Linked DNA regions of Mus musculus: region 2 is linked to region 1. The links are chromatin contacts, found by POLR2A ChIA-PET in ENCODE. All regions are on one chromosome and are shown on one strand. Each heading gives the region's core, a stretch centred on a gene start or an enhancer-like site at or near the end of the contact. The rest is flanking DNA. Distances are from core to core; before and after follow the strand shown. Region 1 holds the start of Cmtm8 (CKLF-like MARVEL transmembrane domain containing 8). Region 2 holds the start of Gpd1l (glycerol-3-phosphate dehydrogenase 1-like).

What was found. ChIA-PET counts read pairs that join two places held with the same protein, here RNA polymerase II (POLR2A).
Region 2: POLR2A ChIA-PET joins it to region 1 with 13 read pairs in embryonic stem cell. The contact joins the promoter of Gpd1l here to the promoter of Cmtm8 in region 1. POLR2A ChIA-PET finds 5 or more read pairs at or near these places in 3 of 5 experiments (Patski and embryonic stem cell).

Annotation. Positions count from the first base shown.
Region 1 is chr9:114,842,532-114,848,352 of GRCm38, reverse strand. It overlaps Cmtm8 (CKLF-like MARVEL transmembrane domain containing 8), which reads left to right and starts at 4,201. Exons shown (of 4, transcript NM_027294.2): 1 at 4,201-4,572. The coding sequence starts at 4,426. It overlaps Gm30448 (a long non-coding RNA gene), which reads left to right. Exons shown (of 3, transcript XR_379920.3): 3 at 769-974.
Region 2 is chr9:114,932,468-114,938,177 of GRCm38, reverse strand. Gpd1l (glycerol-3-phosphate dehydrogenase 1-like) reads left to right here and starts at 4,191. Exons shown (of 8, transcript NM_175380.5): 1 at 4,191-4,507. The coding sequence starts at 4,461.

The DNA of each region.
Region 1 (5,821 bases), core at 2,952-5,451:
ACCCAGCAAGCCTCCCATCTTCCTGATTTCTTCTTTGGTTTTGTATTCCTACAGATCTTAGCTCTAAGTTCTGTCCAACACAGAATCCTCAGGGAAGAGTTTCTTAAGTTCACAGAAAAATGTAGTTGGTGAGAAATCTAACTCAACCTGACTGGAGCTATTTATTACCTTGGTTTGTCTCCTTGGTAGGTTAGGAGATGAGCATAATTCTGTGAGGCTCCTTCCATGCAAAGACGATGTCTGTTTTTCTTGTTCAAATCTGGCTGGCCTTTACCAGTGGAATCTGTTGTCTGTGTGTTTTGTTTTGAAGATGCTATGTACCTTGAGGGTCTGGGCCTGAGGTCCCTGCTTGTGATAGTTCATCTTCAGGTTAACTTTATTGGATTTAGAATCACCTAGGAGGCACACCTCTGGGTGTGTCTGAGGAAGAGTCTCCGGGAAAGTTTAACGAAACTGAGAAAACTCTCCCTGTGAATATGGGTGGGACAGTACCATGGACACTTGGACATGAGATGGAAAAAGCCAACTGAGTATCACACACACACACACACACACACACACACACACACACACTCCTCTCTCGGCTTCCTGACTGTGGATAAGTATGGCCAGCTGCAACATGTTCCTGACAACAGACCTCTCCAGTTATGGCTACTGTATCCTTCTCAAACTGTGAACCCCAGTGAGCCCTTCCTTCTTTAAGTTGCCATTGTCAGGGACTTGAAGCAACAAGAAAAATAACTAATGTATCTCTTTTGCCCCTCTTAGTAGCCAGCAGCTGCAGAGCCCACCATGCTGCAAGAGAGTCCAGCTTCGTGGAAAAGCAAGCCCAGTGAGTGTAGCGTCTATGGGAGGGATACCTTCTCAATTACCTAGTCCGGCCAGTTCCCAGATGTGAGCATGCCTCCAACTCCTGCCTGCCAAGCCTAGCTGCAATTCATAGTCAACAGTTTCCTGGGCAAATAAAATGGTGATTTGAAGCTGTTGGTGTTCAGAATCATTGTAGTACTGTGATAGATAATCCAACACAAACATAGTCCCACTACAGAAAATTAGTACAATTGACTGGGACCTTGCACAGAATCATACACTGTATGTGCATCTGTTGGAGCTGGGGAGGTGGGCAGTGGAGAAGAGAACTTGCTGCATAAGCCTGAGGTCATGAGTTCAAACCCCCAGCATTCATATAAAAAGCCAGGTCTGATCACAAACTTGTCTTTAACTCCAGAGCCATCAGAGGTGGATACAGGAGGGCCACTGGGGTTTGCTGGATGCCGGCCTAGCTCCAAGATCAGTGGCAGACCCTGACACAGTGACAGAATACAACACTGAATGTCTTCCTCTGGCCTTTACACACGCACTCACTCCCACACACTCACCCCCTACACACATTCACCCCCACACACATATATGCACACACACTCATGCCCCACATGTGTGCACACACACAAAGAAAATGGCATATATACTTATTTTACTTTTTAAAGATTTATCTTTATGTACACATCTGTGTCTTTGTTGAGTGAATGTGAGGTGCAGGTGCCTGAGGAATCCAGAAGAGGGCGTTGGATCCGCTGGAGTTAGAGCTGCAGGTGGTCATGAACTGCTTGACATGGGTGCTGGGAACCCAACTCCGCTCTTCAGTAAAAGCAGTGTCGCTCTTAGTGCCTGGGTCATCTCTCCAGTCACTTAGTGTACCTTCCCAAAGTAAAGAAAAGCCAGACTCCTGAAAACCATCCTGCCCCAGGGGTCTCAGAAAGGGAGTGTCCTTTGTATTATGAGTAGAATCGCTGAGACTTCAAGTCTTCAGTATTGGGTATGTGTTGCCTTAGGCTCCTCCAGACTCCCCTGTCTCTCACTTCCAGCCACTTGAGCAATTTCTCTGAGCACTTGGTTTTTGGAGGCTCATTCCCATACAGCTTCCTAGCTCTGTCCTCAGTGGTTTGGTCTACAGTGGGGTCTAAAACTTGAATTCCGGAAGCTGGAAAGGTGGCTCAGTGGTTAAGAACACTGACTACTCTTTCAGAGGATGTGAGTTTAATTTCCAGCACCCAAACTGCAGCCCACAAGGTCTGTAACCGCAGTTCCAGGGGATCAGACACTACCATGCACATGAAACAGAAAGAAAGAAAGAAAGAAAGAAAGAAAGAAAGAAAGAAAGAAAGAAAGAAAGAAAGAAAGAAAGAAGTAGTGGTCTATGCCTTTAATCCCAGAACTACTTGTTATCATGGGTGGCAGGTGCCTACCTCAAGGAAAAAAATTTTTTTTTCATTGGTGGTGGGAGGAGAGACTGGGTCTCACTATGTAGCCCAGCCTGGCCTCAAACCCTCTATGGATCCCAATATGACCTTGAACTATGTATTTCTAGATAGGGTTTCTGTATCTAGGCTGAGCTCACTATGTAGCACAGACTATTATTTCAGACAGGGTCTCACCCTGTAACTTTACTTTTTTTTTTTAAGATTTATTTATTATTATAGGTAAGTATACTGTAGCTGTCTGAAGACACTCCAGAAGAGGGCATCAGATTTAGTTATGGATGGTTGTGAGCCACCATGTGGCTGCTGGGATTTGAACTCGGGACCCTCAGAAGAGCAGTCGGCGCTCTTAACCACTGAGCCATCTCACCAGCCCCTTACCCTGTAACTTTAGGCTAGCTTTGAACTCTATCCTCCTGCCTCAGCTCCCCCAGTGATGAAATTATCAGTATGAGCCACCACACTGAAACTGTTGGCATATTCTTGAAACACTTTACCCTAGAGTTTTCCTAGGGAGGACCCAGGTTTAAACTCTCCCCGCCCCCACCCCACCCCCAAGACAGGGTTTCTCTGTGTATCTCTGGCTGTCCTGGAACTCACTCTGTAGACCAGGCTGGCCTCAAACCTCTACCTCTCCAGGCTAGGATTAAAGGCTTGCAACACCACCACCCAGGTTAAAAAGATGTTTTTGTTTGTTTGTTTGTTTGTTTGTTTTTTCAAATCAGGGTTTCTCTGTGTATCTCTGGCTGTCTTCGAACTCACTCTGTAGACCAGGCTGGTCTGGAACTCAGAGATCTGCCTGCCTCTGCCTCCTGAGTGCTAGGATTAAATGTGTGAGCCACCATCTCCCATAAACTAACTCCTTCTATTAGCTTGTTCTTTGTGCTTTCTTTTCGGATCCACCAATAGGATACACTTTCTGACAACTTTTAAAATCTGATATGCCTTCACTTCGAATCAAAGCCCACTTGGTGGGTTCAGATGAATTGTCTCTTGTCACTCTTCACAAAACAAGAGGAGGACAGGCACATGGAAGCAGATCATTTTAGCCAAATGTCCATCGTCCATCAAAGTCCGTCTTGAAACACGGGTGGTAGCACTGAGGTCCAGTAAAGCAGAACCAATAACTTCATGCTAATTACACAAGTACCCAGGGTTCTGCGCAGCACTCACCTGACTGGCACACAGCTGCCCACGCAAGGAGATGTCCACCCCTCCTCCCTGACCCCGGGAAGCACAACTAGCTTGTCATAAACATCACTTTGCACAGACGGTTCCATTCAAGTTTGAAACAAGCCCCCCCCCCCCCAAAGCTAATGAGATCTGTCATATTGATACATCTTGACCAGGAATCCCGAACATCTCCCCCACTTTCCATCTTCCTCTCCACAATCCAGCTAGTCTCCGCCAAAGTTGTGGAGAGCGCCTAGAAGCCTCTCGCTCTCACTCCCCGGCGATTAAGTTGGTTCCTCAAATTGTTCCGGACAGGAGGGGCAGGAAACAGCGCCGGCTTTGGTGACGGCTGCAGCGGAGTGGGTGAGGGCTGTCCAAGCGGCCTCACATCGATCCCTGGTTTAAGGTCTGGTTAGGTCACAATTCTAGCCTCCCTCCCCCAACCGCCTGTAGTCCTGGAGCGGCCACGTCCCTAGAGGCCTGAGTTTCCTTAAGAGGCCCTGCTGCTAGTCCAGCCAGGTGGGAGGAAGCTGGTCCAAGTCTGGTGGCCCTAGGTGGGCGGAGCCTAATTGTGGCTCGAGCTAGAAGGAGTGTGACCAGGAGGTGCCGCTCACCCTTAGCGATCCGGTACGCGTCCCTGCACCCCCGAGAGCTCTCAGTCCCTGGGAGACAGGTGCTGTGGCCGCGCGGCGGCGCCCCCGAGGGGAGGTCCTGGAGTGCCCGCCCTCACCCGCCCAGTCTACGCCCCTCCTCTTCTCTCCCCTCCCCCGCAGTCCACTGCCACCGGTCGCCAGCGATCCCGTTCCCGGGTCTCCGAGCAGACCCAGAGTGCGCTCGCCGAGGTGTTGGGACACTTGCGGACCTGACCCTGGAGATCACCCGGGTTTGCCCGCCTCCCATCATCCGCGATTCCCTGGCCCGCGATCCTGAGCCCAGGGAACTCATTGGGTGGGGGTAGGGTCCTCGGGGACCCGGGCCAGCTCCCGGGGCGACGATGGAAGAGCAGCAGCGCGCGCGCTCGCACACGGTCACCACCACTACCAGCTCCTTTGCGGAGAACTTCTCCACCACCAGCAGCAGCTTCGCTTACGACCGAGAGTTCCTCCGTACCCCGCCGGGGCTCCTGATCGTAGCCGAGATCGTAAGTGTCGGGCCGGGCCGGGCTGGGCCGGGCGGAGGGAGGCAGGTGGACTCGGCTAGCTCGCGCGCCTCCAGCTCCGCCCACCGAGCTGGCTCCGGTCTTCCCGCGGGCTCCGGGAACACTCTTGAGCTTCGACTTCTTTGTAAAGTGCAAAACTCACATTCAGGTTCTTTCACCTGAGGCTCCCTTGGGAACCAGGGTTGTGACCCTCAGGATGTCTGCTGTGGGAGGTAACTCACAGCTTGCTGTTTTCATTCGAAGGATGGTGGTCTTTCCCGGGAGCCGGATACTTTGGTGGGCGTTTATAGATAATGGGTGTCTGGAATACTTAGGGCCTACCTCACCTGATCTCCACGTGCAGGGGTCCCTAAAAAACAACGTTTTTGTTTGTTTGTTTGTTTGTTTGTTATCAAACTGACCCTTCCAAAGTGCTGGTCTGGAACTCAGAGCTTCACGTGCCAGTCGGATGCTCTATCGCTGAGCCGCACCCCCAGTTTTAAAAGTTTTCCTATTAAAAGTTATAAAGGAGAGAACTTCTGAGTAATTAACTTCCTGTGGTCAAATACAGATGAATCAAGAACATTTCCCTGAATAAATCTGAGAATCTCAACCTCTTTAAGCCCTTGAGGGCCGCTGTACGGACTGAGCACATCCTGGTGGGGGCTGGGCAAGTGCCCGGGAGGGAGGCAGGACTTGTACGTGCTGTTCCTGGGAAGCCAGGCCTTCCGCCTGGAGTTCTGTTGACTACTGGTGGAGGCCACTATCTATTGTCCTCGCCCTCTACCAGGGTGTCAGTCCTGGAGGAGCTTCTAAGTTTGTGTAGGCCCTGATGCGCTCTCCCTTGAAGGTGGTTGCAAGTAAGCTTATTTTACACGCGAGGAAACTGAGTCAGAGACTGGACGGAAGTTTACACTTGTTGGCAGAGCTGAGATTCAAACCTATGTCTGCCCTTTTCTTGCTCCCTGCTCCTACCTGCTAAGGAGCGTCGACTCCCACAGTCTAAATAGGAGTCCCCCTTCTGTTGCATCTCAGACCCAAGGAAGCATTTGTGAAACTGAAATCCAGCCCATAGGAAAGCTAGAGAATGGGGGCGGAGATCGTGTTGTACAGTGGTTGAGTGTGCATGGACCCTCTGAGAAACCTTCAGCAGCCCCTGTGTGGATCCCGGGAGCTTGCTGACTCAAGGCGCAGATCCACCCCAGACCCACCCAATCAGCTTCCACGGAAAGTTGGGAAAGTGTTAGCTTAG
Region 2 (5,710 bases), core at 2,942-5,441, 90 kb before region 1:
CTGCCTCTGCCTCTCAATGGAGGATATTTCCCCCGTCCCTTCTCCCTCTTCCTGCTCGCTCCGGCCCAGCTTGCTCTGGCCTGGCTCACTTCGGCCTAAAGGTTTTTTATTTGTTTCTCATTACAAGTGGTTGTGAGCCACCATGTGGTTGCTGGGATTTGAACTCATGACGTACGGAAGAGCACTGACTGCTCTTCACCGCTGATCCATTTCACCAGCCCCCAGTGGAGGATGTTTCAAAGCAATTTATTTTATTCTTATTTGTAGCAATGAGGATTGAATCCCATGCCTCCCACTTGCTGTGTCAATAAGCTCTATCTTCAGCGCTCAATTTTCATATTCTTTTCATATTTTATTATGTTTATTTATTTCATTGGGGGGCCACAAATATGCCATAGTGTGGAGTTCAAGGACAACTTTCAGAAGTCCATTCCACCATGTAGGTTCTGGGGATTGAACTCAGGTCAGCAGGCTTAGCCGCAGCACCTTTACCTCTGAGCCATCTTACCAGCCCCTGGCTTTTTATTTTGTGATACAGTCTCTTTAGATCACTTATGCTGGCAATTATGCCTCATCTTTCACAGGGGTGTAGGGATCTGAGCTCAGGTCCAGACTCCTGTACACCAAGGCACTTAACCCTCAGAGCCGTGTGCTCAGCCTCGAGATATGCAGCATCAGCTTTGTATTTTAAATCCCTGCCCATCTCTTGTTAATGCATAAAACCTGAGACACAAACCATTTTGATAACTTAGTGAATCTCGATGTCAGCAAATGAGAGTTGACGCACCCGACTGTTAAGTGTCCGAAGATCTATTTGGTTCTCCTGAGCTGACAAACCTACCTTTTATCCATTGCATCCGTATTTCCCTCATGAAGGGAGATAAAAGCTCTTTAGAAGTTTTAGGCATTGCCTCTTCAGCCAAAAATATGTAATTGCTCATTGGACTGTCAAGAGCAATATTGAAGATGGGCAATTCCACTTGTAGCCTGCTCTGCCAAGAACAAAGATCACGCCCCAGAGGCTGTAAGGGGAGGGGCACACTGAAGCAGAAAGGTGGGCAAGTGGCATTGAGAGTGCATCAAAGCTTCACAGTGAGACCCTGTCAATGAATGAACAAATGAATGGATAGATGGATGGATGGATGGATGGATGGATGGATGGATGAAAGTCAAGGGGTTGGACAGGTGCTCAGCAGCTAAGAGCACTGGCTGCTCTGCCTCAGGATGCCTCCGTTCCCTGTCAGAGCTCTCAACAGCCTATAACTCCAGCTCCAGGGGATCTGACGCCCTCTTCTGGCTTCTGTGGATACTGCACATGAGTGAAGTATATATGCACACATACATACTCATGAGAATAATATAAAACTTAAAGGGAAAAAATAAGGCCAGGTAATGGCTCAGTGGGTGTAGTGCTTGCTCTGCAAGCCCAAGGACCCAAGTTCAGTTCCCCAACTCCCACTTAAAAAGCCAAATCTAACAGCATGGGTCTGTAGTCCCATGCGTTGGAGTTTGAGGCAGGAAGATCCAACAGACCTTGCTGACCAATCAACCTAATTAAACTCCAGGCTAAGGGAAAGACTTTGTCTCAAAAACTAGAGATAGAGAGAGGAAGAGATGGAGAGAGGAAGGCACTTAACAACCACCTCAGGCCTGTGCATGCACACACAAGGGCACACACATGTATGTACCACACATGCACACAAACACCAAGGCCAGAAAATAAATTAAAATAAGCAAATACTTCAGGGTGGGCTGAGAGCCTGGAGGGGCAGTACATGCCTGTAACCCTAGCACTGTAGAGGCAGAGACAGAGGAGTCTTGAATTCCAGGTCAGAGTGGGCTGTATATCAAAGGCCCAAGGCAACTTATCAAGAGCTTGTCACAAAATAAGACAGGGATGACTGCCGGGCGTGGTGGCGCACGCCTTTAATCCCAGCACTTGGGAGGCAGAGGCAGGCGGATTTCTGAGTTCAAGGCCAGCCTGGTCTACAGAGTGAGTTCCAGGACAGCCAGGGCTATACAGAGAAACCCTGTCTCAGAAAACCAAAAAAACAAACAAACAAAAAAAGAAAAAAAAAAAAGAAAAGAAAGGGATGACTACATAGCTAAATAATAGAACTCCTGTCATACACACACACACACACACACACACACACACACGGCCTAGGATTGAACCCCAACACCATTGAAAAAATAAAGAGAGAGTCATGTTTTCTAATAATTCTGACCTCATGAAGAGCTTTTCCCACTCTGTAGTTTGAGCCCCAACAGCCAAACTCACTTCGCTGTCTATTTATATCAATACCTTCTGGCAGCTAAACTCCCACCCACTCCTGAACTCAGAAGGAAATGGACCAAAGTGAGCACCGTACAGGACTGAGGCTAGCCCAAATGGTGCTTTCTTTTCTTCATGACAAGCCTTTCCATCTCTCAGAAAATGGTCACTTGTGTCACCAGTGATGCCCACGTGGTGCTGGCCTCCACTGTTTTTCAGGAGGCTCCCCGAACCCAATGGAGAGCCCTCCTCTGTGCCCAATTTTCTATTTCAGTTATTTGTGGGTCCACTCTCTGGCTCCCCAGAAAGCTTCCCTTCTCAAGGCAGGGCCACCTTGCCAAGGGCTCCTTTCTCAACCACTGGAGCTGGGGGATGGGGTCTCCTGTGCTCCCCTCCCCCGCCCCAGGCAGGCCTGGAACTCATTATGCAGCAGAGCCTCGCTGTGTAACCAGACTATACAGATCAGGATGGCCTCCAATTCATACAGACCTGCCCATTTGGGTATTAAAGGCATTTATCACCACACACAGTTTGACTTGGTGTTTTAAAATGATCCCACTGTTTGGCCTTGGCTGACCTGGAACTTGCTATGTAGACCAGGCTGGCCTTGACTCAAAGAGACTAATTTGCCTCTGCCTCTAGAGTGCAAGAAATAAACCTATTCTATTTTTAAATTAAATTTATTTTAAACCAGACATTAATTTAATGAATTTAATTTAATCCAGATAGTTGCCTTTAATCCCAGCATTTGGGAGGGAGAGGCAGACAGACCTCTTGTGAGTTTGAGGCCACCCTGGTCTTTAGCATGTTTTAGACCATCCAGGGCTACACTGTGAGACTCTGTCTCAACAAATGAATTAATTAAAATAAGTTTGTTTACTATTGTGAGGCTGTGCGATTCTCTCCTTCCTCCGTGGGCCCTGGAGATCTGACTTCCATTAGGGTTACACCTTTCCTTGCTAAGTGAGCTAGCACTCTCCATTCTTGCTTTTGCTTTGTGATAGGGGCTCACGTGACCCAGGTTAGCCTCAAACTCACTGTCTAGTTAAGGATGACATTGAACTGCCGATCGTCCTGTCTCTACCTCCCTGAAGCTGAGATTACAACACATTCCACCATCTCTGTTTTTCGCGGCCGCGGCGTGCCCAATTGCAGTACAGCAGTTTGGATGGCTTTTTTGTGAAGCTCTGGCAGGGAGAGAAAAGGGGCATGCCCTTTGGGTAACCGTATGAGGGGGACAGTTCAAGTTTCTGCTTTGATCCTGTGTAGACAAGTTTTCCATCCTGAAATGCAAGGGTACTTGTTTGCGACAAGGTGGCCTCCCATTTTTATTTGGCCAAGGATAACCTGGGACTCCAGATTCTCCCTCCGTCTCCCACGTGCTGTGATTACAGGCCAGAGCCACCAGGCGCTAGTGTTTGAACTTCCTGTGTTCAATCTAGTTCTCTACCAACTGAACTACGACGCCACCCTTGTAGAGTAGATACTCCCAGATCAATGGCAGAAGACTTAAAGCTCCAGGCTCGCTAGGAAATTCAGGGGTGCCTGGACTTGTCCCGTTTATACGAATTTGACAGCCGTTGTTAAAGCAGGCGCAGGCTCCAAATCTGGGTGAATTCATAGTCAACTACTTAGGCTGTCTAGGCTCCACCCTTAAGTGATAGTTGTCCCTGCGCAAATTGCGATTAGGTGACACTTGTATAAGTTGGGTCGGGCTTGCTCTGTCCAGGATAGTGACACTCAGCAGCAGGAGCTCAGAGCTCCAGTCTGCGCAATAACATTGGCCTGCACGTGGCCCGCCTGGAACTGAAAGGGAGCCCGCAGGGAGGTGGACTACACATCCCAACATTCCTAGGGCAGGGGTGGGGCGACACCGGAGGCTGACCCGGCCACCCACCCGGACCAGGCGTGCGCAGTGGTTCCTGGGAGTGGTGGGGCGGGTCCTCCGGGCTGTCAGCTGTGGCCCTAGGCGCCTAGGCAGGGTGGCGGTGGCCATTGGCGGACAGGAGGGCGGGGCGGGGTCGCCCGGAGCGCCTATACTAGGCCGTTCCTGTGGAGGTGAGCAGCCGGCCTGGGAGGCACAGTGTGTGTTGCAGCGATCCGACTTGCAGCAGCGATCCGACTTGCAGCAGCGATCCGGCTTGGCCCTGAGAGGAAGGCTGTGCAGCAGCGATCCGGCTTGGCCATGGCAGCGGCGCCTCTGAAAGTGTGCATCGTGGGCTCGGGGAACTGGTGAGCAGAGGCGGGTGGGCGGCGCGGTCTCCGCCTCCAGGAAGCCCCGGTTCCGGGCCGGCCAGGGTTGCTCTCCCGCTGCTTCAGCGTGGACACCAGGGCATCGCGGGTAGGCAGAGAGGCGGGCCTGCGACCGCCTGTCCCGGTTGGACACTGCACGGACAGAGGCCACGCCGAGGAACCAGAGCGCGAGGTGCGGGGCCAAGGTGGCCCGGGTGGTAGCGCGCACCGCGCCCGCGGGCACCTGTTTGCGCACTGGTAACCCTGCGGTTAGGGCCACCTGCTCGCCACGCCCGGGTACTTGGCAAAACAACCCAAGGGCGTTCTCTATTCTCCCCTGCCGATCACCCCCGTGGAGGAATTTGCAGAGGCTCAGTTGTCCTTACTGCAGTTTTGGGATTGGGGAAACGGAGGCACAGAGCGTGAGAAGGGTCCTTGCTACCTGGGACAGTGCTGGCTTCAAGAGACAGTTCTCATTTCCTCTGGCGAGTGGTTCCCAATCATGTTAACGTGGTATCCGAGAAGAGAAAACAAGCCCCCAACCGGGACGTGAGGGTCCCAGGGAAAGGTGTTTGCAGAGCTTCGCGTCACCACTGGGCTGTATTTTCTGACTTAACTTGTAAAGTGCTTGGTGCTTAGAGGGCTTTGAAGCTCCTCCAGTAGTTTGCATACCTTGGTGGCCCTTAACGCAGGAGAAGTTGGGGGTCTCCGTGAGAAGGAGGCAGAGTATGGTGCGTTCCAGACTTTTCCCGCGGCCCAGGGGTGGAACAGTTGAAGGCCATTCTCGTGGCTTCTGTCCCCTTCTGTTTTCCTGTGGTCTGACGCACACCACAGTTCAGGCTGCTAGAAGCGGTACTGTTCTGGAGTCGTCGGAGCCACCTGACTGGTCTTTGAAAACTTGGCTCTGAAAGGACTTTTGGAGGAAACCTTAGCTGGCTGGACCGGTGGCCTCTCCCCGGCCTCCTATTGCTGGCCTCTACCCTTGCGTTGGCCTCAGTCCTTTACCTGGTGCCTGGCATATACTAAATAAAAAAATTTTTTTTCTTTGAGGCAGGTTTTACTTTAGCTCTGGCCTGATAGTTGCTGGGTAGACCAAGCGATCTACTCTCAGATTTGATTGCTGCTATTAAAGACGATGCAAGGGCCACATTGCCCAGCCCACTCCCCCCCCCCCCCTTTGGTTATGGAGATCGAACCTCTTGA